Regions from separate parts of the Homo sapiens genome. Here all the other regions are linked to region 6. Evidence: chromatin contacts called from ENCODE Hi-C or POLR2A ChIA-PET data. All regions are on one chromosome and are shown on one strand. Each heading gives the region's core, a stretch centred on a gene start or an enhancer-like site at or near the end of the contact. The rest is flanking DNA. Distances are from core to core; before and after follow the strand shown. Region 1 overlaps TIAM1 (TIAM Rac1 associated GEF 1). Region 2 holds the start of TIAM1-AS1 (TIAM1 antisense RNA 1). Region 3 overlaps TIAM1 (TIAM Rac1 associated GEF 1). Region 4 has its middle 70 kb from the start of KRTAP19-8. Region 5 has its middle 50 kb from the start of TIAM1-AS1. Region 6 overlaps TIAM1 (TIAM Rac1 associated GEF 1).

Region 1 (4,472 bases), core at 175-2,674, 150 kb after region 6:
GAAGATAACCGGAATTAATTAGCATTTGTGAGAAATTTGCAGATGCTTGGAACACACAAATTAATGAAGGAGTAAGTTTGTTTGCTTGATGTATGAAGGACCAGCTAGGCATGTTGTAACCTGCAAATCTAGAACCTTCAGAACCTGAGGCCCCTGTCCTCTCCTGAGGATCACTCCCGAGCACCGCAGCCTGTCTGCAGCAGCACCTGGGGCTGTGAGACCCACAGCAGGTGTGCCCTTTATAGCAGAGCTCCTAAGCTGTTGTGTTCTGATAATGTGTGTGAAATTAAAAATTTTCCATCTTGCGTTGGCAGGCCTGAAAGCAGGAGATGAGATTCTTGAGATCAATAATCGTGCTGCTGACGCCCTGAACTCTTCTATGCTCAAAGATTTCCTCTCACAGCCCTCGCTGGGCCTCCTGGTGAGGACCTACCCCGAGCTGGAGGAAGGAGTGGAGCTGCTGGAAAGCCCGCCCCACCGAGTGGACGGCCCTGCCGACCTTGGCGAGAGCCCCCTCGCCTTTCTCACCAGCAACCCAGGTATGGCTGTGCAGGGTGCTGGGGGCGAGTCTGAACTCCGTTGTGCCACGACCCGGGGAGTTTATCATGCGGCTTGTGTGTTTCAGTGAGTGCCTCTGTCTGGCAGGTGGTATAAAATGTGTGTGCAAGATGGGCTGATGACTGGCCCTGCATTTCCTGTTGAAATTTCAAAGGCGCAGGGAACTTTATTTTCTCATAGAGCTGTTTTGCTACAGATCCACCTGTCACCCATGGGCAGCTTTATAATGCTTCTGCTGTTTCTCATTTTGGGGAAAGGTGAATATTTAGAAGACTTTGCTGTGGATAGAGATACAGAGGCACAGAAGTGTTGGGAATTGGGCCACGTGTGGTGGCTCGCACCTGTAATCCCAGCACTTGGGAGGTGGAAGCAGGAGGATACCTTGAGGTCAGGAGTTTGAGACCAGCCTGGGCAACATAACGAGACTCTATCTCTCCAAAAAAAAAAAAATGAGCTGGGCATAGTGGAGAGCATCTGTAGTTCCAGCTACTTGGGAGGCTGAGTCAGGAGGATCGCTTGGGCCCAGGAGTTTGAGGCTGCAGTAAGCTGTGATTGCACTGCTGCATTCCAGCCTGGGAGACAGAGGCCTGTCTCGTAAAAAAAAAAAAAAAAAAAAAAAAAAAAAAAAAAAAAAAAAAAAAAAAAGAAGAAGAAGAAGAAGAAGTGCTGGGAATCACATAAGATGCTGAGACTAAGTCCTACCTCTGTTCCTGCCTTCTCTATCGTCATCTTCCAAACCACCACTCAGCCCTGCTTTCCTGCTGTCTGAGAGAAGGACGTGAGCTGAGATGCTGAGAGGCCCAGAGTGGAAATGTGTGCAGAGCTCTGTTTGTCTTTTGGACTTTTTCAACCTGAAGACTGAACCCGAGCGCTTCAGTGACCCCCCTGCCCTGCCCTTCCTTCCTCTCCCCGCTCCTTCTGGCAACCTGTGCTCATTCTACTAGAAGCAGCGTGAGTGCCACCTGCCTTTCGAAGTCTTCCTGGGACCCCATAGAGTTAGCTCTCTCCTCTGGGCCCCCACAACCCTGCAAATTTGACTTCCATATGGGCCCTCATTAGATCATGCGATTCTTACTTGCTTGTGTCTCTCTTTTCGCCTAAATGTGTTTCCTGAGACTGGGTTTATATTCCTCATTTTTGTCTTCCCGGCTCTTTACATGTGGTTTGCTACATGGGTGGCCCTTTCTTGTTCAGCAAGAGAGTGAGTGAGTGATGGAACAGATGAACAGCATAGATTACTATCATTTATTTCTCCATGACCGGGTTCTCGGGTTTGGGTTGATTTAGTAAGTTGGGGTTTTGTCATTATTTTCTCTTTTCAAAGCTTGGGATACAAAAGGAGCGTTCTGTTCAAAATCTGAAATGGAAGGCTCTTGGGTAGTTGGATATTCTTGCCCTGCTATTGTTGTTTTTCAAATCATTTTCTGAAGCTTGGCTTGCTAAGGAAGTTGGACCCCTCATTCTTTTGTCCATTGGCTCCTTGGAAGATTTTGACAAGTTGAAGCTTCAGAAAATTGATTGCTCTCAGTTACAGTTGACTTCCTTGACTCATTATGTTATTGTGGTCCCCACATCCCAATCAAATTTTTGAAAAGTGGCTCCAGTGAGTTGTGTACCCTTAGTAAAGGAGAATGAAGACTATAAAGGCTGTTATTTCATGTGACCACAAGATGGCAGGATCGATCCCATAAAACGGTTCACAGATAGAGTTGTTTCTGGAATATGACTTTGAATGAGACATATTATGTTAGATTAGATTATTTAAAGGATTTTATAAGCTTGCACATATGTGCTATAAGCAACAGTGTGTACTCAACTTTCTTTGGATTTTTTTCTTCTGTCTGAGCCCTTCTTCTGGGTTACAGATATAAAAAAAAAAAGAGGTGGGTAAACTATAATCCATAGGCTAAAAGCAGCCCACCACCTGTTTTTGTAAATAAAGTTTTATTGGAACACAGTCATGCCATTCATTTACACCTTGTCTCTGGCTGTTTTCCTTCTGTAATGGCAGAGTTGAGTCGTTGTGACAAGGACTTAGGGTCTACAAAGCCAAAAGTGTTTACTCTATGGCCCTTTACACATCAAATTCGCTGTCCCTGATGTAAAGTATGACTGAGATTGCTCACAATTTGTTTTTTTAAGGATAGACACGGTTAATGTTTTCGTCTATTTCTTTCTTCTTTTTTAAAAAAAGTCTACCGGGCGCAGTGGCTCACACCTGTAATCCCAGCACTTTGGGAGGCCAAGGCAGGCGGATCACCTGAGGTCAGGAATTTGAGACCAGCCTGGCCAACATGGTGAAACACCACCTCTGTTAAAAATACAAAAATTAGCCATCCGTGGTGGCAGGCGCCTGTAATCCCAGCTACTCGGGAGGCTGAGGCAAAAGAATCGCTTGAACCCGGGAGGCAGAGGTTGCAGTGAGCTGAGATTGCACCACTGCACTTCAGCCTGGGCGACAGAGCAAGATTCCGTCTCAAAAAAAAAAAAAAAAAAAAATCTGTGTATGTATATGTACGTGTACGTGTGTTTGCTTAAAAATCTATTAAAATACATTTAATAGAGTTTAAAATGCATTGAATAAATCTTGAAATGCATTTAAAAGATTTTTAAAATGCATTTTATATATATCTATTTTAGAAATATCTGAGTATTTCTGTGTATACAGTTGCTGTCTGGTCTTTTGTGTGGTGGAGTTTTAAACTAAACAACTGGACTTTACAACTGACCACGTTACCTCCTTCAGACCGCTCACCTTTGGAGGCTGTGCGCTAAATCCATGGACCCTGCCATTATTTTAAAACACATTAAAACTGCAATTTTGGGATCATCTTTGGAAGGTTTTTTTTTTTTTTCAATTAAGCGGCCATAACTCGGAGCTGATATTTTTTAAGTATTTACTATGTGCCAGGCATGGAGCTGAAAGTTTGATAATAACTATGACTCAAATTTTGTCCTCCAGTTTATGTTTTAATGTAGTTTTTCATTTTTTCATTGCTTTATCTTTTTTTTTTGAAACGAAGTTGCGGTCTTGTTGCCCAGGCTGGAGTGCAATGGCGCCATCTTGGCTCACTGCAACCTCCGCCTCCTGGGTCCAAGCGATTCTCCTGCCTCAGCCTCTTGAGTAGCTGGGATTATAGGCACCTGCCACCTCGCCTGGCTAATTTTTGTGTTTTTAGTAGAGATGGGGTTTCACCATGTTGGTTAGGCTGGTCTCGAACTCCCGAAATCGGGTGATCTGCCCGCCTCGGCCTCCCAAAGAGCTGGGATTACAGGAATGAGCCACTGTGTGCGGCCACATTGCTTTATTTCTTAAAATTTTGTAGTTTTACAATCATCAAAAATCCTTCAGGCTGGGTGTGGTGGCTCACGCCTGTAATCCCAGCACTTTGGGAGGCCAGGGTGGGCGGATCACCTGAGGTCGGGAGTTCGAGACCAGCCTGACCAACATGGAGAAACCCCGTCTCTACTAAAAATACAAAATTAGCCAGGCATGGTGGCACATGCCTGTAATCCCAGCTACTAGGGAGGCTGAGGCGGCAGAATCGCTTGAACCCAGGAGGCAGAGGTTGCGGTGAGCCAAGATTGTGCCATTGCACTCCAGTCTGGGCAACAAGAGCGAAACTCCATCAAAAAAGAAAAATCCTCCAGAACAGAGTCTGCTTTGTCAAGTTAGGTAATCAGACTGACTCAGGAATAAAGCATGGAAGTAAAGCCACTGTATTGTTTTGTTGTTTTTGTTTTTGGTAAAGTTTCTAAACTGGCTTCAAAATTAGTAAATTTCAGAAGAATTCCTGGCCGGGCTCAGTGGCTCGCGCCTGTAATCCCAGCACTTCGGGAGGCCGAGGCAGGCAGATCACGAGGTCAGGAGATCGAGACCATCCTGGCTAACACAGTGAAACCCCGTCTCTACT
Region 2 (4,637 bases), core at 1,571-4,070, 230 kb before region 6:
ACCTACCGCCAGGATTCTGCATCTCAAAGTGCTTTTCAGACGTCTTAGGCACAAGGCAATCAGATGGCTGCTGTGATGATTCATCTGAGGTTCTCCTTACAATAATGTCACCTCCTTAACAGGAGACCCTAAGGCAGCAGCCCTCAGATGAGGCAGGGAAGAGAGATCCCATTACTCACCTTCAGGGAAGCCTCTAGTAACCCGCCACTCACTCATGAGGACTCCCTACCCATCACACACATGTCCAGTGGAAGCTGTTTATTTATTCAGTAAACATTATTAAATGCTACTATGTGCCAGGTACTCTTCTAAACACATTTTTTTTTTAAATTGTTGTTTTTTATTTATTTTTTTTTTGGAGACGGAGTCTCGTTCTGTTGCCCAGGCTGGAGTGCAGTGGCGCAATCTCGGCTTACTGCAACCACTGCCTTCTGGGTTCAAGCAATTCTCCTGCCCTCAGCCTCCTGAGTAGCTGGGACCACAGGAGTACACCGCCATGCCCGGCTAATTTTTTGTATTTTTAGTAGAGACGGGGTTTCACCGTGTTGCCCAGGCTGGTCTCAAACTCCTGAGCTCAGGCAATCTGCCCATCTTGGCCTCCCAAAGTGCTAGGATTACAGGAGTGAGCCACCGCGCCTGGCCAGCACATTGTTAATATTAACTCATTCATCCTCGTACCAACTGTATGTGGTATGAAGCACTATTGTTATCTCATTTATATAAATGGGGAAACCGAGGCACGGAGGCCTGAAGTAACTTGCCCTAGGTAACAGCTAGAAAGGAACCGGGCCTGAAATTAGGCAGCCTCACTCCAGGGTCTGTTCTTTTAAGGATGGCCAGATGTACTTCTAAACTTCCTTAGGGAAAAACCCTCTACTCATTTTCAAATATATGTATTTCCCCTAGATGGTGGCTTGTAACAGGTAAAGAAATGGCTCTTTGTCCTGGGATGAAAAGCTTCTCAAGGGAATTATTCTCCATTCCAAGCTGTTGGCTGAAACGAGGCTGGTTTTGGAAGGGGTGTCTTTGGAAAATCTCTCAAACTTGACTCAAAAACCTCCCTGTAATACTGATCATGGAACCTGGTGGACGCATCCGTTCAAGAGCTACCATGCTACCCATTCTTCTCAAACTGATGTTTTAGAAGCACTTCAAATCCTTAAAGCTCTTGCCTATAATTATAGCTCCTCTATAATTCATGGATTCCATGTTTTTTCAGTGCCCCAAATGTGCCAAACACTGTGCTAGGACTGGGATCCAGCAGGGAAGATAGATAAGATTCCGGCTTCCATGGAAGGCTGCAGTGCAACAGGCAACTTCAGCCCCGTGTCATACAGGCCTGTGAGGGGAGCACAGGGGGTGGAAGCACTGGAAGTGGAAATGTGGCATCTAACCTTGACAGGGTACAGGAGGCTTCCCGGGGTCTGTAAGAGCAGTAGTTCAGCAATGCCTACTGCATGGATGCCTTGGCGGCCAAGCTGGGATCTGAAGAAGGGTAGGAATTAGTGAAGTGAAGGGAGGGGCTGGGGGTTGACGTGTTCTGGGGAAAGAAAAGAGACCCAGAGTTGGGAGCGCAAAATGAGATTTTTCTGCTTAGAAGGATCATTCTGCAAAGTGGAGAACAGATTTCAGGGGGCAAGGCCTGGGACAGAAGGACGATGGGAGCCCTTTACTGAGGTCCAGGTGAGACAGGATGGGAGGAATGGGTTTGGGAGGTTAACAAAAATGGATGGGAGAGGGTTAAGAAGAAGGAGGAATCAGGGATGACTTTCAATTTTCCGGTTTAGGTTTATCTTCCACAGCGTGGGCAATTCTTTTTGTTTTCAACAAGATCACCCCGGGAGCGCAGACCTTCCCAGCTCCCGGGGCGAACACGTGTGTATGGAATCAAGGTGTAAGGAACATACATCCCAGCCTTTGTTGTAAATGGGGAAGTCTAGAGCTCTTCAGGAGAGGAGGAAGCTCCGGCCTCGTGTAGGGAAAGGTTTCGCTCGAGGCTGTACCGCCAGCGTCTCCGTTTCCGCGTTCTCCACAACCTTGCGAGAGGTAAACTGCAACTGTAGTTTCCGGATTTTACAGAGGAGCCCAGGAGGTCTGCGTGAACCCTGCCCGAGTCACTTACTCTGCCCAGCAGGTAAGCGTAAGGCCCAAACCCCACGCTGTTATTCCAAGTTCGCTTGCTGGGCACGGTAAGTGAACCCTGGGAGTCCTGGACTCTGGTGAAGGCCACCATGCCCTACCTGGAGGCTGCTCAGGGTCTAACATCCTCTAGCATCCACGGGAAGGGATTGCGTTAGGATTTTTTTCTCTCGTAAAAAAGTTCCTGTCTCCCCCTAGAGCCAGGCACACGCCTCCCGCGCCAGACCACTTGTCCCAGGCACAACATTTTTTGACTCTTCGCCTCCCCCGTTTCGATCCCCCTTCCTCTCCGCCTTAGGTGGCAGGAAAATCCTTTACCTCCGACCAATCCCACCGATGCCGAGCCGCGCGCGCGCGCCAACTAGAGCTCCGTCTGTGCACGCCATTGGCCACCTCCACCTATGCGAGATGACAGGCAGCTTCGCGGACCTATCGCCGAGGGAGGCAGAGGCCTCCGGCCCTCCCAAAGCTGCTTTGTTAGGGGCTCCCTGGTCGTCCCCCGGCCCGCCGCGCCTCCGCTGCCTGCGGGCGATCTCCCCGGGCCGCGCTGACGGAGCCTCGCAGGAAGGCATCTCTGGAGCGCGCGCCGCCCGCGCCCCTCCAGCCGCGCGCTCCGAGCCTGGCTGCGGCGCGGATACCCGGCGTGCGCCCATAGTCGCTCTACAGCCCAACTCCGAACGCCCCGCTCCTGCATCCACCGCCTCGGATTGGCTGGCCGGAGGCGGAGCGATTGTCAGGCGGCCCAATCGGAGCTCGGTTTCCCACGGGCTCCCGCGGCCCGGCCCCCGAGGCCGCAGGCGGAGGGGCCCTGACAGCTCCGATTGGCAGACCACGAGCGGGTTCGAGCGCGGCCGGCAGAGCAGCGCCGCCGCCGTCGGGCGCGCAGCTCTGCAGCTCCGCGGACGCCTTGGCGCCCGCAGCCCCAGGGGCACGGCTGCCCCGCATCGTGCCCGGCCCCGTCGCGGAGATCCCGGACGACCGTCGCGGGTGAGTACCGCGGGCCTGGGGTGCGCGGGCGTCCGGCCGGAGCCGCCCCGGGAGACGGCGGCGAGGATGCCCGGAGCCTCGGTGCCCGTGCCGGGCACGTTCTGACCCCCGTCTCCCGCACACTGGGGCTCCCGGCGGGTCCTAGCTCCCCCCGATCGGGCTTTCCACGTATTGTTTTCGTGTTCACACACTTGGGAGGTGGGGAGATGCGGGGAGGAGAGGCAGGAGGAGGCATCCCTCGCGCGAAGGAGGGAGACGAGACCGTGCAGCCCAGGTGCCTTCGCTGGATGGAAATGACAGCGTCCGGACGTCGGCATTCGGTCCTCTCGGCAGCAGGAGGTCAGCGCTGACCTGCGGCGGCCGCGGCACTTTGTATTTTATCGGCTGATTTTTGTCAACTTCGGGGAGGGCGTGCTTGTGCATCCTTGTGTCTATGTTTGCGTCTCGGTCCCTGACTTAGGCACCTCCGGGCCTGGCTTTTCGGCGACGCGTCCTGGGCGCTCACCTTGGCGATCCGTGCCGCCCTCGGGGCCGGGCTCACCGGGCGGAAAGCCCGGGGGCCGGCGCACGGAGCTGGGGACCCGCGACGAACCCCCGGAGGGGGGCATTAAAAGCGGAATCCTGCGGGTGCGCAGACAATGCCTCATCCGGGCGGTCGGGTCCCGGGGACTGTGCCCTGGGTCCCCGCGCCCTATCCCGTCCCCGCCTCGCCCTCTCACCAGCTCTGCCGCTGCGATGCTGCTGCGCCGCGCCCCTCGCCACCCGGCTGGGGACCCGCGTGGGGCCCGCTTTTGTTTACAGACCTCGCCATTGGGCGAGAGCAGCGCGCCGTGCGCCCCCCAGCCCCGGCGGCTGCCGCTTGCCCCCTCGAAACCTGGAGAAGTTGTTGCGCGCTGTCAGGTGACGCCCCCTCCCCCCGGCCGCGGGGCGGGATGCTGCAGGGGAAAGATGCCGTCTCGGCGCCTTCGCGCCCAGCCCCCGCCGCGCACGGCGCCTCTAGGTCCCCTGCACCCGGGGGCGCCCGTGTCCCAGCCTGGGGTCCAGGCTGGCGGCCCTCGGGGCGCCGACTCGGCCACACTCACCCGGTTCCAGTCGTCGCGTCTCCTGGTCTTGCCCCCGGGTCAGCCCTGGTTGACTCGGAGCCTGCCTTTTCCCGCGCGCTGGCAGGTCTTGAAGGACGTGCGCGAGCCCTTGGGGACACTGTGCAGTCTGTGCCCGCCTCGGTGACACCCGCGCGGCCCCGCAGGGCAGCTGTGCCGCATCCCGAGTCAGAGCCGTCCGGATCGGGTTACCCATGCACGCTGACTTGGCGCATACTTTGAGTTGGAGCAGAGGTTTAGAGCCTGTGCGCTGAGGTCAAACAAACCCGGGTTCCAGTACCTGCTCGGTGTCACTCACAAGCTGGGTGATCCCGGCCGAGCTATTCTATCTTCCTGTGTCTCAGTTTGCGCATCTGTAAAGTGGGGATAAGGAATAACCTCTAGGGGGGCGGGGCTTAAACGACCATATAG
Region 3 (4,729 bases), core at 1,298-3,797, 200 kb after region 6:
TTCTCTCCCTCCGCCATGAGAATTTGAGGTCTTCTCCCATATGAAACCTATTCTTTTATTTTTCTAAAAATACAAGATAGATGACTCCAACAGATGGCGTTTAATATATTTGGCTTTAAATGTGCCCGTATTGAATCATGCTTTTATTTATATATATATTTATTTATTTATTTATTGAAACAGAGCCTTGCTCTGTCGCCCAGGCTGGAGTGCAGTGGCATGATCTCGGCTCACTGCAACCTCTGCCTCCTGGGTTCATGCCATTCTGCTGCCTCAGCCTCCCGAGTGGCTGGGACTACAGGCATGTGCCACCATGCCCAGCTAATTTTTTGTATTTTTATAGAGACGGGGTTTCACCATGTTAGCCAGGATGGTCTCGATCTCCTGACATCGTGGTCTGCCTGCCTCGGCCTGCCACAGTGCTTGGATTACAGGCGTGAGCACCACGTCTGGCTAACTTTAATTTAATCGTAGATACTCAGTGATTTACTCAGTAATTACCCAGTACCTCACACAGTGAGTACTAATATACTATGGATTACCTACAAAAGACAATAGAATCAATATTATGATTATTAGCAATATTTTATAATGTTAGTATGGTAAGAAGGTACCTTTACCAAGCATGAACTATGCTAAACACCTTACATTCATTATTTCATTTAGTCAGACCAAGGTATTAGGTTGGTACAAAAAGAAACTGCAGTTTTTACCATTAAAAGTAATTAAAAGTGCCATTACTTTTAATGGCAAAAACTGCAATTATTTTTTGCACCAACCTAATACAATTCTTACTCCAGTTTACAAATGGGGAAGCAAGGCTTAGAGATGGTACTTAGCCTAAGGCCTTATAGAGAATGAACACTGGTGCTGGGCATGGTGGCTCATGCCTGTAATCCCAGCACTTTGGGAGGCCAAGGCAGGCGGATCACTTGAGGTCAGGAGTTCGAGGCCAGCCTGGCCAACATGGCAAAGCCCCGTCTCCACTAAAAATACAAAAGTTAGCCATGCCTGGTGGCAGGTGCCTTTAATCCCAGCTAGTTGGGAGGCTGAGGCAGGACAATCACTTGAACCTGGGAGGTGGAGGTTGCAATGAGCCAAGATCATACCACTGCACTCCAGCCTGGGCGACAGAGCGAGACTCTGTGTCAAAAAAAGAAAGAAAAAGAAAATAAATGGTGGGTTTAACCTCAAAACCCATGTTTTGTGTTGCTACATCAGATCTCTCTGTGTTGGGTGACAGAGGTCAACAAAAGGCAGATCCCCGGGAAGCTGTCAGGACTATAAGTGAAATGTTGTTTGTATAACCTCGTGGGGTTTGAGCACCACCTTTACCGTCTATTTTGGCTCATCTGTTTGTGATTTTGTTGGTAAGGTCCATGGGGTTTAGTAGCCCTGCCTACACGGATGCCGTATTTATTGTTAATAGGGAATACCAGGTAAAACTTACCTGGGTAAAAATATTGGGAATATAATAAGAAAAATAACTCTTCCTAGGAAGCACTTTTTTTTTTTTTTTTTAACCATGAGAATTAGGACTTGGGAAGATTTTATAGTTCTTTACAGCCTTAATATATACATGTTGAAATGTGTCATGGGAACCATTGATATTTACCAGGAGGGAGCTCAGCTCTAGAGGACATTAGGACGTTGAGACGTCGGCCTTTGGGTGCTCTGCAGAGCCGCAAGAATCTTGTGGTTCATTTGCCCTCAAAAACATTTTATAATGAAAAACTCTGCCTTGAGTGCCAGGAGCAGAATTTGGCAGCTTCTTGGTACAAACTCCCACTGTCCATAGATCTGTTCGTTAATGGGCTACTCTGCCCCACATCAGCGCCAGGAGATAGATCACAAAGCATGAAGGGAAAGGAGTTATGTGCTCTTTATCACTGGCGTGAAATCACCGCTCAGCATAGAAATTGGAGTCAAGGCCTCAGTCTTTAGCCTTTGGCCCTAAGGGATATTTATTTGGTTGCACCTGATAACCTTAGAAGTTCCCCATGTGTTAAGCCCTGATTCTCTAACATCTGTAAATCTTCTTTTCCTAGCTCCCCAGAGAGCCGAAAGGATTTCCTAAAGGCTGTGCATTCAATCCTGCGTGATAAGCACAGAAGACAGCTCCTCAAAACCGAGAGCCTTCCCTCATCCCAGCAATATGTCCCTTTTGGAGGCAAAAGATTGTGTGCACTGAAGGGGGCCAGGCCGGCCATGAGCAGGGCAGGTACTGTGGGGATTCGGACGTTCAAGATTCCCGTCACCCCCACTCCGCAGTAGAACTCCAGTGAGCTTGACCTCCTTGTTGAGTGGGGGTGAGGTGTGGCCTGGTGGGGGCTGATGTAGGAGGACGGTTTTTCCCTGGTGTGAGGTTCCTTGCCCTTGCCTCCTTCCCAGTGGCTCCTGGGGATCCGCCCTGTATCTACATTCCTCTTGTCCTCCCTCAAGCCTTCCCTTTGCCTCCCTTCTCCTTTTGGCTGGTGAGCTCCTCCCTCATTTGCCAAGTCGGGTTGCAGACACATCCTCTTTCTGGAGAGGCTGTCTCAGCCTGCTTGCAGAATGAGAGTCGCTGCTTTGCATGACAGCCAGCTTTGTCTAGCAGAAAGCCGTGTGTCACATTTCAGCAAGGTCACAGCCCTCTGTTCTGAGAACATGGTGGCTTCACGGCCTGGCAGCACAGCAATGCCTGCTCTCAGTAGTAAGGATTCTAGGTTTGGTAGCCCACATGGCACTTCCAGTTTTTATCCTGACCTTGTGCCTGCAACTTTATTTTTAGTCTCCATGTTAATTTGGGGAAGCCTCGAGCTATTCTTGGAAACAAGAATCTAGAGTTTAAATGGTCCCAGCATAAATATTCTTGTAGGACTTAATCCATTACAGTGGAGCAATAGAGAAATAAAATAAATACTGCCACCTGTCAATGGTAGCAAAATGTATCTAGGAAGAAGGCTGTTTTAATACTTAGGGACTTAATGACATCAAGATACTAACATTTTTATCAAACCTTTCTTAAGAGGCAGCCCAGAATTTTGCAGGGAGGATTTCATTAAAAGAAGGCCCCCTTTGCACTTGCCAGAAAAGTTTCTGGCCTTTGTACCCATTACCATCCTACCTATTGAAGAGGGATGGACAGAAGTGTGAATGCTTGAAGGTTTTCATAGACAAAACCTACCTGGCTTGACATGGGATATTACATTCTTCAAGCACCTTAAATTTAATTTAGGGGACTAGTTACTGTAAACCTCTTCTCCAATCAATTGATAAATGTTTGTTGAAAACTTAGTGCAGTGAACACCCAGCACTTTGCTGAGTTTTCTGATGTATCCTAAGAGTCTTTCATACGTCCATATGCGCAGTTTCGCATGGGGTCGCCATGGAAGAATAGTTTATTGGTCCTTTATAACTCACTTTAGAGATTTTTATCTTGGATTTGTCTTATCTGCCCCTCTTGTTTGCTAGGGAAATGTTTAAAAAGGTTTGGGAATATGTGTCTCAACCTCAGGGAACTCAACCTGTTTCAGTTGTTAATCAATGAACCTAAATTCAGAGCTGCATTTACTTTGAAACTAAGCATGGTTAGTCTGTCACTCAGAAGTTTTCCTGCTGAGATCCATTTGGAAAGAAAACAAAACCAGCCCACAATTTAACACCATCGTCCGTCATGATTACCAAGAGAAAGCCTTGATGTCATAGCCTGTTGGATTTAGCTGATTGAAAGATCTTTCTGCCTGATGGCTCATTTTTGGCTGAAGAAAGTCTGTATCACTTTGTTTGGAGGCATCTCACTATCCTCAGAATCTTCATGTCAGAGGATTTTAAAATGGTGCCTGAGTAGATCAGCACAGCATAGCTGGTCAGTCTTAACAGTGACCACTGGAAATAGTCAAAGATTGCATCCCTGAAAGACTGGGAAGAACCCAATAATGGTAGCCGGGTTCTTAAGCATACTAGGAACAGATACTCATGCTTCATTTTGCTTTGTCTTGAATACTCAGGTAGTTTATTTCTCCCTCTGTTCTGTTTGGCTAGGATAGTAAAGCCAAATACTCTGCTTCCATATTCAGCCTAAAGTACTATACGTTTGCCAATAACCCAATTAAAAATTTTTTTCTTTGTTCTATCTATTTTCTTATGAAAATGTTTAAACTTATAGAAGAGCTGAAAGAATTCATACCTACCATCTATATTCTATAATGTTTTTCTATATTCTCATTATCACTCATCTGTTAGAATCCATCTGTCATCCATCACCTCATCTTATTTTTGACATATTTCAAAGATGTAGACATTAACACACTTTACTCCTAGATACTTCAGCATGCAAATCATTAACAAATATTTCCAGTAGCTTTGAGTTGGGGTAGTTCTAATGTGGTGATTGGAGAGAGGGATGCTGTATTTTGCTGGTGCTGAGATAAAAGTGAACAAGAATTTTTGTCTCTTCTCAATAGAAGTCAGAGTTTGTTTGTTTTTTTTCCTATTTTCTATTCCCTTTTTCCATTTTGCCTGGAAATGGCTTTTATTCCCATCCTCAACCAACAGTAGTGTCCATTTGTTCCACAGTTTTAGATGGCGGAACACTCAGGAATAGTGATGGACACGCAGGGGTCTGAAGCAGAGGATGGCTGCCATGAGAGCCAATTCAGCCCCTCGTTGACCACTCTAACCCTGTGCCTGCTGGGTTCGAAGTCAAGGCTGCATTTGGCAGTAATTGAGACACGAGGCATCTTCTAGC
Region 4 (4,458 bases), core at 1,122-3,621, 220 kb after region 6:
TTTGTATCCACTTGTAAAGTTATTCACCGCCCTGTTAAATATATAAAAGTTAATCTAGACTTAAAAGTGATCTAAGTGATTAGAATAAAAATAAACATTTTCATATTGAATTTTAAATAATGGAAAAGCTACCTTGAAAGTGTGTTCAATTTTTGTACTGGTTTTTTTTTTTGTTTTTTTTTTTTGAGACGGAGTCTCACTCTGTTGCCCAGGCTGGAGTGCAGTGGCACCGTCTCGGCTCACCGCAACCTCCGCTTCCCAGGTTCAAGCGATTCTCCTGCCTCAGCCTCCCAAGTAGCTGGGACTACAGGTGATGCCACCATGCCTGGCTAATTTTTGTATTTTTAGTAGGGACGGGGTTTCACTATGTTGGCCAGGATGGTCTCGAACTCCTGACCTCGTGATCTGCCTGCCTCGGCCTCCCAAAGTGCTGGAATTACAGGGGTGAGCCACTGCGCCCGGCCTGATTTTTAAAGCAAATATGGAAGCTGTAATCAAACTAGCAATTTGTGGGTGAGCCCTGTGTCACTGCTGTATTACTCAATAATTCATGTTCAGATAGCTGAGTCTGAAGTACCCCAGTTTGGGAATTAAAAAAGAATTAAAACCCATAATCTATATCTTAGCTAAGATAGGAAAAATTTACTAAAATATTTTTTTCTGGTTGAATTTCAGATTTCTCCTATAACTCTGCACACCAGAAAAAAATCTATAGTACAAATACACATGAAATTCCATCAACTGTTTCATTTTTTTTTAATTTTTCTTAATCTTGTTCAGGGCATACACAATTTGTTTTACTTAAAATTATATTATTCACTCAATTTTTATAAGGAACACACTTGAGAATTCTACCAGAGTTTTATTGATACTGCTCTTTCTTAAGCAGTTGATCTTGAAATTCTCTTAAAAAATTATATTTGAGTTTTAAAACTTGTAATTGCCTGTGAGAGGAAAATAATTTTTCTTTCTATCCTTCTTAGTTTTTAACTGGGATCTGTGTAACAAAAGACAGATTATTAAAAGCAAACAGAAGCTGATTAACAAGTATATTTCATATACACATGGGAGAAAACTCAGAGAAAGAGTAACTGTCAAAGAGGTGGCTGAGAACTTTGCTGTATATAGTACCTTTAACAAAGAGCAGTACATCTTTAGAGAAGTGACAAGACAAGGAAAAGGACCTTCAGTCTTTAGGGGTGGCAAATTGTGGGAAGGCAAATAAACAGAAAGGAAACTAAGGGTGGATAAAGGCTAGTTTGTCATGTGGATTCCTCTGGTGCCATCTTCAGGTTGATAAGGCTGTAAAGTCATCTCTTTTTGGTAAAGACGAGAGGAGGGACCCTGATGTAAATCTGTTTTGCTTTTAGGCAAATAGGGGAAGGGCAGAGAGCTTTTCTCCTATCTGCTTCTTCTCAATTGCCTTCATCTCAGAAGAATCCTTATGTCGGCCGGGCACAGTGGCTCACGCCTGTAATCTCAGCATTTTGGGAAGCCAAGGCGAGCAGATCACTTGAGGTCAGGAGTTCGTGACCAGCCTGACCAACATGGGAAAACCCCGTCTCTACTAAAAATACAAAAATTAGCCAGACGTGATGGTGCATGCCTGTAATCCCAGCTACTTAGGAGGCTAAGGCAGGAGAATCGCTTGAACCTGGGAGGCGGAGGTTGCAGTGAGGCGAGATTGTGCCACTGCACTCCAGCCTGGGCAACAGAGCAAGATTTGGTCTCAAAAAAAAATAAAATAAAATAAAAAAGAAAAGAAAGGTTCCTTATGCCAAAGTGTCAAATTTTGAGGTGTTATATTTGCTACCCTTCAGTTGTTATTTTCTTTTGCTCATTTTTCTGTAATAGCCCAGAAAAGTTGGTCTGATTTTTATTTATTAAGAGCTCTCTTATGAAGACAGCTTGTCCAGGATAATTCTTATGTTTCAGATCTACAGACTCCAGCAATATCACTAATCCCGGGAGTGGGATCCCAGGCTGCCACTGCCATGTGGTGGGGCCTCAGAGGGGATCCCTCTCTGCCATGGAGCTTGTTTTTATAAGTTAAGAAATGGTCATGCTTTCTACAAGGAAATGTTCCTATTGTACCTTGGTAGATACTATGTTTAAGAAATTTTGACATGGCAAAAATAAAATTGTCTTGGGGAGGCAAGAGGAAAGCTGGCATCTCAAGCTGGAAAAGTCCAAGTCATTGGTTAGATTCTGAAATGACTCTGAAATGTTTTATTAATTGTATTAGTCCATTCTCACATTGCTATAAAGAACTACGTGAGATTGGGTAATTTATAAAGAAAAGAGGCTTAATTGGCTCACAGTTTCACAGGCTGTACAGGAAGCATGGACAATCATGGTGGAAGGCAAAGGGGAAGCCAGCTGGAGCAGGAGGAAGAGAGCAAAAGGAGAAGTGATACACACTGTTTTTTTGTTTTGTTTTTTTGAGATGAAGTCTCAATACAGAGGGGAAGAGTAAGAAAGGAAATGGGTAACAAGCAGAGGTTGGAACAGTTTGGAGGGCTCAGAAAATAGAAAAATGTGGGAAAGTTTGGAACTTCCTAGGGATTTGGAGGGCTCAGAAGACAGAAAGATGTGGGAAAGTTTGGAACTTCCTAGAAACTTGTTGAATGGCCTTGACCAAAATGCTGACAGTGATATGGACCATAAAGTCTAGGCTGAGGTGGTTTCAGATGGAGATGTGGAACTTGTTGAGAACTGGAGCAAAGGTGACTCTTGTTATACTTTAGCAAAGAGACTGGCAGCATTTTGCTACAGCCCTAGAGATCTGTGGAACTTTGAACTAGAGAGAGATGATTTAGGATATCTGGCGGAAGAAATTACTAAGTGGCAAAGCATTCAAGAGGAAGCAGAGCATAAACATTTGGAAAATTTGCAGCCTAATGAGGCAACAGAAAAGAAAAATGCATTTTCTAGGGAGAAATTCAAGCCTGTTGCAGAAATTTGCATAAGTAACAAGGAGCCGAATGTTAATCACCAAAAAACAATGGGGAAAATATCTCCAGAGCATGTCAGAGACCTTCACAGCAGTACCACCCATCACAGGCCTGAGGCCTAGGAGGGAAAAATGGTTTTCTGGGCCAGGTCCAGGGCTCCCCTGCTGAGTGCAGCCTAGGGACTTGGTGCCCTGTTTTGTCCTAGCTGGTCTAGCCATAGCTAAAAGGGGCCAAGGAACAGCTCAGACTGTGGCTTCAGAGGGTGCAAACCCCAAGCCTTGGCAGCTTCCACGTGGTGTTGAGCCTACGGGTGCACAGAAGTCAAGAATTGAGGTTTGGGAACTTCTGCCTAGATTTCAGAGGATGTATGGAAATACCTGGATGTCCAGGCAGAAGTTTCCGGCAGGGGCAGGGCCCTCATGGAGAACCTCTGCTAGGGCAGTGTGGAAGAGAAATGTGGGGTGGGAGCCCCCACACAGAGTCCCCACTGGGGCACTGCCTAGTGAAACTGTGAAAAGGGGGCCACCATCCTCCAGACCCCAGAATGGTAGATCAACTGACAGCTTGCACCGTGTACCTGGAAAAGCTGCAGACACTTAATGCCAGGCCTTGAAAGCAGCTGGGAGGTGGGCTATACCCTGCAAAGCCACAGGGGTGGAGCTGTCCAAGGCCATGGGAGCCCACCTCTTGCATCAGCATGACCTGGATGTGAGAAATGGAGTCAAAAGGGATCATTTTGGAACTTTAAGGTTTAATGACTGACCTATTGGATTTTGGACTTCATGGGGCCTGTAACCCCTTTGTTTTGGGCAGTTTCTCCCATTTGGAGCAGGTATATTTACCCATTGCCTGTACCTTCATTGTATCTAGGAAGTAACTAACTTGCTTTTGATTTTACAGGCTCTTAAGTGAAGGGACTTGCCTTGTCTCAGATGAGACTTTGGAATGTGGACTTTTGAGTTAATGCTGTAATGAGTTAAGACTTTGGACGACTGCTGGGAAGGCACAATTGGTTTTGAAATGTGAGGACATGAGATTTGGGAAGGGCCAGGAGTGGAATGATATGGTTTGCCTGTGTTCCCACCCAAATCTCATCTTGAATTGTAGCTCCCATAATTCCTACATGTTTTGGGAGAGACCTGGTGGGAGGTAATTGTATCAGGAGGGTGGGTTTTTCCTGTGCTGTTCTGATAATAGTGAATAAATCTCATGAGATCTGATGGTTTTATATAGGGCAGTTCCCCTGCACATGCCTTCTTGCCTGTCACCGTGTAAGATGTGCCTCTATTCTTCCTTAGCCTTCCACCATGATTGTGAGGCCTCTCCAGCCATGTGGAACTGTGAGTCCATGAAACCTCTTTTTCTTTATAAATTACCCAGTCTCAGGTATTTCTTCATAGCAGTATGAAAATGGACTAATATAAGTTTCAACATGAATTTGAGAAGGGGGCACATTCAAACCACAGCAGATGGGTAAAGATGCTTCACGTGTGGCCGAACTCAC
Region 5 (4,568 bases), core at 371-2,870, 180 kb before region 6:
CAGACCAAGGTTCTGAACCCAGGCAGTCTGGCCACAGAGTCCGCACTAAGAATTCCTCTGCTAGGCTGTATTGCAAGTCAATTATTGAATTTTATTAGAAGGAAATAGTGTTGACGGAGGCTTTCTATGTATGGCTAAGCGGCCTCAAGAGGTCTGAACCTTTAGTGCCCAGCCAACTGCTCACCCTGGTTTCCTAGGGCTGAGTGTCCTAGGGTTGCCCTAACAAAGTGCCACCAACAGGGTGACTTAGAACAACACAAGTTTATTCTCTCGTTGTTCTGCAGGGCACAAGCCCAGACTCAGGGTGCCCGCGGCATTGGTTCCTCCTGTGATGCTGTGTAGAATCCTTCTTTGCCTTTTCCTAACTTATGGTGCTTCCCAGCAACCTATGGCATTCTTTGACTTGTCTCTCTTCTGTTGCCACATGGCGTTGTCCTATGTGTCTCTGCTTTCAAATGGTTACCTTCACTGTGTGTATCTTTGTGTCTTTTTTCTTCTTGCAAAGACACCAGTCATAGGAACTCAGGGACCACCCTACTCCAATATGTCCTCATCTTAATGAATTACATCTGCAAGACATGATCATAAAAAGTAAACAGTTTTTTTTGTTTTTTTTTTTTTGAGATGGAGTTTCACTCTTGTAGCCCAGGCTGGAGTGTAGTGGCATGATCTCAACTCACTGCAACCTCCGCCTCCTGGGTTCAAGCAATTCTCCCGTCTCAGCCTCCTGAGTAGCTGGGATTACAGGTGCTTGTCACCACGCCCGGCTAATTTTTTGTATTTTTAGTAGAGACGAGGTTTCATCTTGTTGGCCAGACTGGTCTCAAACTCCTGACCTCAGGCAATCCATCCGCCTTGGCCTCCCAAAGTGCTGGGATTACAGGTGTGAGCCCAACAGTTTTCAAATGAGGTCTGTTATGGGCTGAAATGTGTTCCCCCAAAACTTCCTATGTTGAAACTTCATATGTTGAATCCCGAACCCTCATTACGCCAGAATGTGATTGTATTTGGAGACAGGACTTCTAAAGAGATGATGAAGTGCAAATGAGGTCCTTAGGGTGGGCTCTAATCCATCTGACCGTTGTCCTTATGAGTAGAGGAAATTTGGTCATAGAGGCACCAGGGATGTGCACGCACAGAGGAGAGGCTGTGTGAGGACACAGCGAGAAAGAAGGCAGCCATCTGCCAGCCGAGGAGAGGCCTCAGGAGAAACCACCCTGCTGGCCCTTTGGTCGCGGACTCCAGTCTCCAGAACTGTAAGATAATAAGTTGCTGTTGTTCAAACCACCTAGACTCTGGTATTTTGTTATGGCAAGCCTAGCAAACTGATGCAGTTACATTTACGGGTACCCCGGGTTAGGACTTCAGCATATCTTTTTGGGGGATGCACTTCAGAACCATAGCACCAGGCTTTGCTGTCAGGAGGTCCTTTGATGGCTGTGCCTCATAAAAGATGCTAGTTCTGGTCTGGGGTTGTGATTTTCATGTCTTTTCTGCCTGGGCACTAGTACCTCTGCCTGAGATAGATAAACACACTCTCGTGGTGGGGAGGGGCCCAGCGGTAATTGGCTGACTCATCCCTGAAGTTCTGCGGCTCTCCAGGCACGTGGAATTTACTGGTAGAAAGAACTGTCCTTCCAGGTAGGGGGCGCCCCTGAGAGAGAAACATGCAGCCCCGTCTTTGTTGCAAGGGAAGGGCCTCTGACTTTTATCCCTTTTAGAGATGATCTCTGTCTGACAGTGTAGACAAAGCACAGGGCATTGGAACTGTCTTAACTCCCTGCCTCTCTCTCCTCTCTGTGGGTCCTTGATGCCTGCAGGGGACTGAGAGAGGCGTGCCTCGGGAAGGAGATGAGGCATGAGACATGCTATGAAACGGCTGGTTATTTTTACTTCCTGCCTGGGTGTGGGTGTTTGTGTTGACAGTGGCGGAGGAGGTGCAGTGATGAGTGCTGGAACAGTTGGGTGCCCGAGGAGCGGGTGGGAAGTGGCGCCTGTGCCAGGCAGGTGACTTGGTGCTCACATGGCCCTTGAGTGGGTCCTGGGGGCTTTGCAGGACTCCAGGAGAGCTGGGTTTGCACCTCTGCCGGGGGATGTCTGCTTCCTTTTTCCATGTCATATTCAGGAGGCTTCCCCATGCCATGCCTGATCCATCCAACAGGGTGAGACACTCCCAGCTGTAGTAGTGGTTCCCTAAATGGGTGAGTCTCCCTGGGGTGACCTCCCAGTCTCAGCAGGTAGGGTTTGTCGGGTAGTCCTGAAGAACCGTTGTGCAGGGTGCCCTCCATACCCCATAATCTCCACCACGGAGGCACGCAGATACTCCAAATGTATTCAAACATAGATCTCATGGAAAATCAGTGGCCTGCTCTATGACCCAGCTTTAAGACTCATTCCCTCCAGGGGGTCTCACCTCTTGCTGGCTTCTCTAGACATGGGGGTGGAGGCATTTTTGTTCATGACAAGGCATGGGGGAGGGGCAGGTGAGTTCGTAGCACAGCCCAGTTTGCTAAATGTCCTGCAGCAAGTCATATCTTAATACCAATAGTGTGCGCATAGGTCTCCCATGGGGGTGATCAGGAACTGCCCTGTGGGCTAGCTTGAAAAAGACTCCGTGGGAACCTTAGGACCACTTCAACGCTAGGATCTCGGATATAGTCTAAGGGCACACTCACCCTACAGAGTCAGAAGCTGAGACCCAGGTCCACAGGCCAGGATCGAAAGTTGGTTAGAAATTTCAAGATGAGTCTGGGCGCGGTGGTTTATGCCTGTAATCCTAGCACTTTGGGAAGCAGAGGCGGGCAGATCACCTGAGGTCAGGAGTTTGAGACCAGCCTGGCAACATGGAGAAACCCCATCTCTACTGAAAATACAAAATTAGCTGGGTGTGGTGGTGGCTTATGCCTGTAATCCCAGCTACTTAGGAGGCTGAGGCAGGAGAATCGCTTGAACCCGGGAGGCGGAGGTTGCAGTGAGCCGAGATTGTGCCATTGCACTCCATCCTGGGCAACAAGAGCCAAATTCTGTCTCAAAAAAAAAAAAAAAAAAGAAATTTCAATATGAAAACCTAGTTCTTTATTTCTCTATCTCTCTCCTCCCCACTCCAAGGAAAGGTAGAAAAGAATCCAACCTAGGACTACGTTCCACCCTGTAGGGTTTCCTAGGGCTGTGCTAACAGAGTACCATGGAGGGGAAGCGTCAAGCAATGCAAATGTAGTCTCCCACAGTTCAGGAGGCTCGAAGTCCACGACTGAGGTGTGAGCAGGGCCACGTTCACTCTGAAGGCTCTAAGGAAGAACCTGTCCTTCCCTCTTCCAGCTTCTGGTGGCTTCCTCAGTGTGCAGCTGCGTCCTTCCTGTCCCTGTCTGTGTCTTCCATGTCCTCCTTCCCCATGTCTGTCTGTGTCCAAGTCTCCCTCTTTTTATTAGGACATTGGTCATTAGAATAGGGCCCACCTTAAGCCAGTATGACTTCATCTTAACTTGATTATGTCTACGAAGACCCTATTTCCAGTTGGGTCACAGTCACAGGTTCTGGGAGGTAGGACAGGTAGGACTTCAGCATATCTTTTAAGGCACTCAATTCAACCCACAGCACACACCCACCCCTGGGCTACCACCCTAAAACACCTTCCCATAATATGATTGATGGCAGAGTTACTGCTGCCTGCGTCAGTTTCACTGTTGTCTGTCTGCTCCAGATAGCTGCCTGTGATCTGATTCCTGTCTGTCCCTCCTGCTAGACTGTGAGTCCCAAGAGGACGGGGACCATGACTTTAGGTCATGATTGATCGTATCCCAGGTACATAGCCCAAGGCCTACCATATAATTGGTGCTGAATAAACATTAGTTGAATAAAAAAGAAAACATATTTTGCTATTAGTTGTAGTTATGGAGAAGTGTGATATAATTTTAAAAGGGACCAGACATGGTCCCTTTTACAGGCTCACACCTGTAATCCCAGCACTTTGAGAGGCTGAGGTGGGCAGATCACTTGAGGTCAGGAGTTCAAGACCAGCCTGGCCAACATGGTGAAACCCCATCTCTACTAAGAATACAAAAAAATTAGCGGGGCATGGTGGCAGGTGCCTGTAATCCCAGCTACTCAGGAGGCTGAGGCAAGAGAATTGCTTGAACCCAGGAGGCAGAGGTTTCATGAGCTGAGATCCTTGCACTGCACTCCATCCTGGGCGACAGAGAAAGACTCTGTCTCAAAAAAAAAAAAAAAAAAAAAAAAAAAAAAAAAAAAAAAAAAAATTAAAAAGGTGCATGCACCTCAAAAAATTAAAAATAGAATTACCATATGATCTAGCAATTTCACTTCTGGGTCTCTACCCAAAAGAATTGAAAGCAGACACTTAGAGAGATATTTGCATACCCACGCACATAACAGCATTATTCACAATAGCCAAAAGAGGAAGCAACCCAAGTGTCTGTTGATTGAGTGGGTCAACAAAATGTGTATACGTACAGTGGAATATGATTTAGCCTTAAGAAGGGAGTTTTTTGTTTGTTTGTTTGAGACAGGGTCTCCCTCTGTCGCCCAGGCTGGAGTATAGTGGCACGATC
Region 6 (4,573 bases), core at 1,126-3,625:
TGTGTGCACAGGCACCTTAGCACGAAAGTGAGCAGTTACGAGGATTTTTCTGGGAGCCGACCTCAGCGTTTCTTCTTGCGGGTTGTCTTTGACTTTTGAAGTCAGCATCTGTGTGTTCACTGCGTTCACGTGCTCAGTTGCAGGTAGTAAGGAGACAATAGGGCAGAAGGCTGGGAAGCATCCTTACCCTCAGGGAACTGACATTCTGGATACAGACAATATCAAGAGATGTTGTCCCTGCGTATTTGTGGGGGGTTCGTTCCAGGACATCCCCTCCCTGCCCTGAGGACACCAAAATCCATAGATGCTTAATCTCTTTTGGAAAATGGCATAGCATTTGCATATAATTTAGGCACATCCTTCCACACATTTGAAATCATCTCCGGATACCTAAAACAAAATAAATGCTAGGTAATAGTTGTTATACTGTATTGTTTAGGGAATGATGACAAGAAAAAATGTCTGGGCTGGGTATGGTAGCTCACACCTGTAATTCCAGCACTTTGGGAGGCCAAGGCAGGAATATCACTTGAGCCTGGGAGTTCGAGACCAGTCTGAGCAACATAGCGAGACCCCATCTCTACAAAAAATAGAAAAATTCACCACAGGTTATCACTCATAAGTGGGAGCTGATCAATGAGAACACATGGACACAGGGAGGGGAGCATCACACACCTGGGCCTGTCGGGGGGTGGGGGTCAAGGGGAGGGAGAGCATTAGGACAAATACCTAATGCATGCGGGCCTTAAAACCTAGATGACGGGTTGATCGGTGCAGCAAACCACCATGGCACATGTATACCTGTGTAACCAACCTGCACGTTCTGCACATGTATCCCAGAACTTAGAGCAAAATAAAAAAAAAAAATAATAATAAGCCAGTCGTGGTGCCGTGTGCCTGTGTTCCCAGCTACTCAGGAGGCTGAGGTGGGAGGATCATGTGAGCCTAGGAAGCTGAGGCTGCAGTGAGCCGTGATTGTGCTGCTGCTTTCCAGCCTGGGCGACAGAGTGACACCTTGTCTCAAAAAATAAAATAAAATATGTACGTGTTAAGTACAGGCACAATCATTTCTTGATTTATTTTGAATATTTTTGATCTACGGTTGGTTGAGTCCACAGATATGGAAGCCATGGATACTGAACCCGTGGATAGGGAATGGCGACTGTAGTTACAACATGTACCATGTGGGAAGGTGATTGTTACAGTGGAGGCCCTTGAAGCAAGGAAGTGTTGGGTGTTTGAGCTTTTGAACATAGGGGAGTTAGGAAGGCCCCACTGCATGGGTGACATTGGAGCCAAGATGGCAAGGGGTTGAGGAAGCGAGCCCTGTGCTGACAGAGGGAGCATCGAGGCAGAGGGCAGAGGGCTGGGCTGGGCATGTTGGAAGTTTGGGTGGAAAGAGCAAAGTGGGAGAGCCAAGGAGATGAAGACAGAGGAGGGTCGTCAGGGCAGGGTCTGCGGGACTGCTGGTGAGATGGGAAGCCTTTGAGGGTTGTGGATAGGACTAGGGAGACACGATCTGGTTTAGGTCCATAGGTTCTCCCTGACAGCTGCGTTGGGAGGAGACTACGCACCATTTCATGTGGACCATGGTTCTCAGTAAGCCTGTGTTTGGGCATCGATTAGACTTTCTTATTGCTCACACAGTCTGGATCCTACTGGTGCAGGGTGATGGTGGGGTGGTCTTTATTTTTGCAATTTCTCTAGGCACAAATCTTTTTTCTTCTTTTCTGTTTTCTTTTCTTTCCTTTTTTTTTTTTTTTTTTTGAGATGGCGGCGTTTCACTCTGTTGCCCAGGCTGGAGTGCAGTGGCACATCTCAGCTCACTGCAACCTCTGCCTCTCCTGGGTTCAAGCGATTCTCATGCCTCAGCCTCCCAAGTAGCTGGGATCACAGGTGTGCATCACCACACCAGGCTAATTTTTTCTATTTTTAGTAGAGATGGGTTTTGCTATGTTGGCCAGATTGGTCTCGAACTCCTGACCTCAAATGATCTGCCCACCTCAGCCTCCCAAAGTGTTGAGATTACAGGCATGAGCCACTGCGCCCAGCCCACAGATCTCTTTCTTTATAGAAGATGAAGAAAGGGACTTTTTATCCTATAAGGGTACTTAGCTGATGAATTCTAGAATGAGTTCAAGCGTGGCTAAAAAATGCTTGAAGATAATTTCGGGTTCTCTGCAGCCCAGTGTTTCATTTACCTTCCAAACAGAAAGCTCCTCCTCCCTGCACATGCTCTGTGTTGCCCCCTTGCCTTGCCTGTGAGCAGATTCGACCGTCTTTTCCATTGATCACTTCCCTTTTTGGCTCAGGCTGCTCCTCTGGGGTTTTAGTTCTGAAATAAGTGAACCATTTGTCATATCTGCTTCCTTCTCACTGGAGCCGCATGTTAAATCGCGGCCGGAACACATCTGTCAGATCTCTGAGCTTTTCAAAAATGCAAACCTGAACGTTTTGGCATATGACCCTGTTAGCCTGTTTTAAGTGGCGTGTGGTAAACTTGCCCACAGATGTTAGTATACCCGTCTACTTTGAACAAAATAATAATAACTTTCACATCTGGTCCTCTTTTCATCTAGGGATCTTAAAACCCCAAGTGCACATTAGTTAAACCTCACATCACTGGAAGGTAGGGAAGGGATGGAGGGCAATCGCTTTAATCACCACTGCAAGAAACTTAGGGGGATTGCCCCTGGGTAACAAATGCCTTTCATCTAGCATCTTAAATACTTCCCGAGTATTACCTGGTGGGAAGTGTATGATCACGCACATCTGCAGGGCGTGGGGAATACCCTGAGATACTAGGGACTTGCCCTATCTTTTTGTTGTTGTCATTGCAGAAGCCTTCTTTCTTTCCAGTTCATGGGCTTTTACCACTTAATATGGATTATTTGGAGTCTGATGGTGTGCACTGAAGGATGGTATTGTTAACTGGTAAAGCTGTTTGGTTTTCTTTCTATCTTTTTAGTTTGGGATACAGATAGGCAGGAAGTTCCTTTGAAAATTTCAGCTGCCTTCCAAGCTGGTCACTGGGGATTCTCCATGAATGCCATAGTACTCCCCTTCCCTCTAAGAGTCTCTTCCCAGAAAGTCTCTCAGGTGAGCTGGGACAACAGGAAGACAGGAGAGGACCATAACTTTGATCAGAGGACAGAGTGGCAGCTGCTCAACTCCATTCCTAGAGAATGGGGCATTCTATAAGAAAAATGGAACAGAACAAAACCAAACAAAATCAGGACATGTCATTAATAGGTGAGGAATTCAGTGGCTCACCTGCGGGAGGGGAGTTGGGGTCTCGCTGGGGTCAGGGTGTTCAGATGCACAGCAGTTTTGCTCCAGGGGGACTCTGCCTGACAGTGGAAAAGCAGAGGCCTCAGCAGGGTCTGGAGGGTCTGGAGGGCGTGAGAAACACGGTTGGTTTGCAAAGGGATGCTCTTCTTCAATTTTAAATGTAATGTCTTTAGCTCCATTTTAAACAATTTCTAAATGCCAGTGTGTAGTATATCTACTGCTTTTATTCGCAGTTGCATGTGAAAGTAAACAGTAAAGGGGAAAAATATTGAAAAGTGTGGGTTCTTCAATGCCCCCTCCGTGTGACACCTCTTAACTCACTGATGGCTGGTTTCTTTCCAGCTTTTTGACTTAAAAGGTAGAAATGTATCTATATTTCCCCAGATACATGATGAATATTTATGTTATTTTAGATGAACCTTCTTCTGTATACATTCTTTTTTTTTTTTTTTGAGTCAGAGTCTTGCTCTGTCGCCCAGGCTGGAGTGCAGTGGTGCCATCTTGGCTCACTGCAACCTCTGCATCCCGGGTTCAAGTGTTTCTCATGCCTCAGCTTCCCGAGTAGCTGGGATTACAGGTGAGCGCCACTACACCTGGCTAATTATTTTATTTTTAGTAAAGACAGGGTTTTGCCGTGTTGGCCAGGCTGGTCTCGAACTCCTGACCTCAAGTGATCCACCTGCCTCGGCATCCCAAAGTGCTGGGATTATAGGCATGAGCCACTGCACCTGGCCCCTTCTGAGTAAATTCTAAAAACATACTCTATGAGAATGTATCTTTCCATGATTCTTCTCTAGTAGTATGAAACTAAAAACTAATTTTTTTTTTTTTTTGAGACAGGGCCTCCCTCTGTCACCCAGGCTAGAGTGCAGTGGCATGATTGATCACAGCTTACCGCACCTCCACCTCCTAGGCTCAAGTGGTCTTCCTACCTCTGCCTCCTGAGTAGGTGGGACTACGGCTGCACACCACCATTCCTGGCTAATTTTTGTATTTTTTTTTTGTAGAGATGGGGTCTTGCCATGTTGTCCAGGCTGGTCTCGAACTCCTGGGCTCAAGTGATCTGCCTGCCTCGGCCTCCCAAAGTGCTGGGATTACAGGTGTGAGCCACCGTGCCTGGCCTGTAAAAAAATACTTCTGTTCTTTCCTTTGGTTATTACAGTGTTGGTGTACTCATTGTTTACCCTTGTGGTCCTACTGAGGGATGCTGGTATGGAGTAGGTATTCACCATTTCCCTGTACTTTGGGGGCAGTACAGGGAAACATTACCAAAATATTTCTT

The links. Hi-C counts contacts between places; a loop is a spot of excess contacts on that map. ChIA-PET counts read pairs that join two places held with the same protein, here RNA polymerase II (POLR2A). Pooled maps may share reads with other maps.
Region 1: a loop to region 6 is called in a pooled map, with 4 times the contacts of the local background. The contact joins two enhancer-like sites. A Hi-C loop is called at or near these places in 2 of 168 maps with a recorded cell type or tissue (GM12878 and motor neuron), 13 of 37 single-sample maps with no recorded cell type and 14 of 50 pooled maps. POLR2A ChIA-PET finds 5 or more read pairs at or near these places in 5 of 52 experiments (PC-3, activated CD4-positive, alpha-beta T cell, activated CD4-positive, alpha-beta memory T cell and 2 more).
Region 2: a loop to region 6 is called in a map of CD4-positive, alpha-beta memory T cell, with 7 times the contacts of the local background. The contact joins the promoter of TIAM1-AS1 here to the enhancer-like site in region 6. A Hi-C loop is called at or near these places in 2 of 168 maps with a recorded cell type or tissue (CD4-positive, alpha-beta memory T cell and chondrocyte), 18 of 37 single-sample maps with no recorded cell type and 12 of 50 pooled maps. POLR2A ChIA-PET finds 5 or more read pairs at or near these places in 8 of 52 experiments (CD4-positive, alpha-beta T cell, HCT116, HEK293 and 5 more).
Region 3: POLR2A ChIA-PET joins it to region 6 with 18 read pairs in activated T-cell. The contact joins two enhancer-like sites. A Hi-C loop is called at or near these places in 9 of 37 single-sample maps with no recorded cell type and 12 of 50 pooled maps. POLR2A ChIA-PET finds 5 or more read pairs at or near these places in 4 of 52 experiments (HCT116, activated CD4-positive, alpha-beta T cell, activated T-cell and 1 more).
Region 4: a pooled map shows a loop between it and region 6 (9-fold over the local background). The contact joins two enhancer-like sites. A Hi-C loop is called at or near these places in 11 of 37 single-sample maps with no recorded cell type and 4 of 50 pooled maps. POLR2A ChIA-PET finds 5 or more read pairs at or near these places in 2 of 52 experiments (activated CD4-positive, alpha-beta T cell and naive thymus-derived CD4-positive, alpha-beta T cell).
Region 5: a loop to region 6 is called in a map with no recorded cell type, with 15 times the contacts of the local background. The contact joins two enhancer-like sites. A Hi-C loop is called at or near these places in 25 of 37 single-sample maps with no recorded cell type and 11 of 50 pooled maps.

Annotation. Positions count from the first base shown.
Region 1 is chr21:31,178,488-31,182,959 of GRCh38, reverse strand. It overlaps TIAM1 (TIAM Rac1 associated GEF 1), which reads left to right. Exons shown (of 28, transcript NM_001353694.2): 15 at 315-539. Among named protein-coding and RNA genes, the nearest start is that of KRTAP19-8, 140 kb to the right of the region's middle. RefSeq lists an enhancer at 1-456. Within about 2 kb of position 1,424, at least 2 of the 41 ENCODE cell types and tissues checked have a DNase peak (open chromatin) inside an H3K27ac peak, as active enhancers do.
Region 2 is chr21:31,557,416-31,562,052 of GRCh38, reverse strand. It overlaps TIAM1-AS1 (TIAM1 antisense RNA 1), which reads right to left and starts at 2,820. Exons shown (of 2, transcript NR_171013.1): 1 at 2,458-2,820; 2 at 1,566-2,036. It also overlaps a transcript of TIAM1 not described here. RefSeq lists a silencer at 2,472-3,101 and enhancers at 2,381-3,193, 4,007-4,637.
Region 3 is chr21:31,122,014-31,126,742 of GRCh38, reverse strand. TIAM1 (TIAM Rac1 associated GEF 1) reads left to right here. Exons shown (of 28, transcript NM_001353694.2): 27 at 2,049-2,221. Among named protein-coding and RNA genes, the nearest start is that of KRTAP19-8, 86 kb to the right of the region's middle. Within about 2 kb of position 2,547, at least 3 of the 41 ENCODE cell types and tissues checked have a DNase peak (open chromatin) inside an H3K27ac peak, as active enhancers do.
Region 4 is chr21:31,105,989-31,110,446 of GRCh38, reverse strand. No RefSeq gene overlaps it. Among named protein-coding and RNA genes, the nearest start is that of KRTAP19-8, 70 kb to the right of the region's middle. Within about 2 kb of position 2,371, at least 2 of the 41 ENCODE cell types and tissues checked have a DNase peak (open chromatin) inside an H3K27ac peak, as active enhancers do.
Region 5 is chr21:31,506,868-31,511,435 of GRCh38, reverse strand. It overlaps a transcript of TIAM1 not described here. Among named protein-coding and RNA genes, the nearest start is that of TIAM1-AS1, 50 kb to the left of the region's middle. RefSeq lists a silencer at 1,576-1,635. Within about 2 kb of position 1,620, at least 3 of the 41 ENCODE cell types and tissues checked have a DNase peak (open chromatin) inside an H3K27ac peak, as active enhancers do.
Region 6 is chr21:31,324,838-31,329,410 of GRCh38, reverse strand. The region is part of intron 2 of TIAM1 (TIAM Rac1 associated GEF 1); the gene reads left to right. Among named protein-coding and RNA genes, the nearest start is that of TIAM1, 17 kb to the left of the region's middle. RefSeq lists a silencer at 1-11. Within about 2 kb of position 2,375, at least 3 of the 41 ENCODE cell types and tissues checked have a DNase peak (open chromatin) inside an H3K27ac peak, as active enhancers do.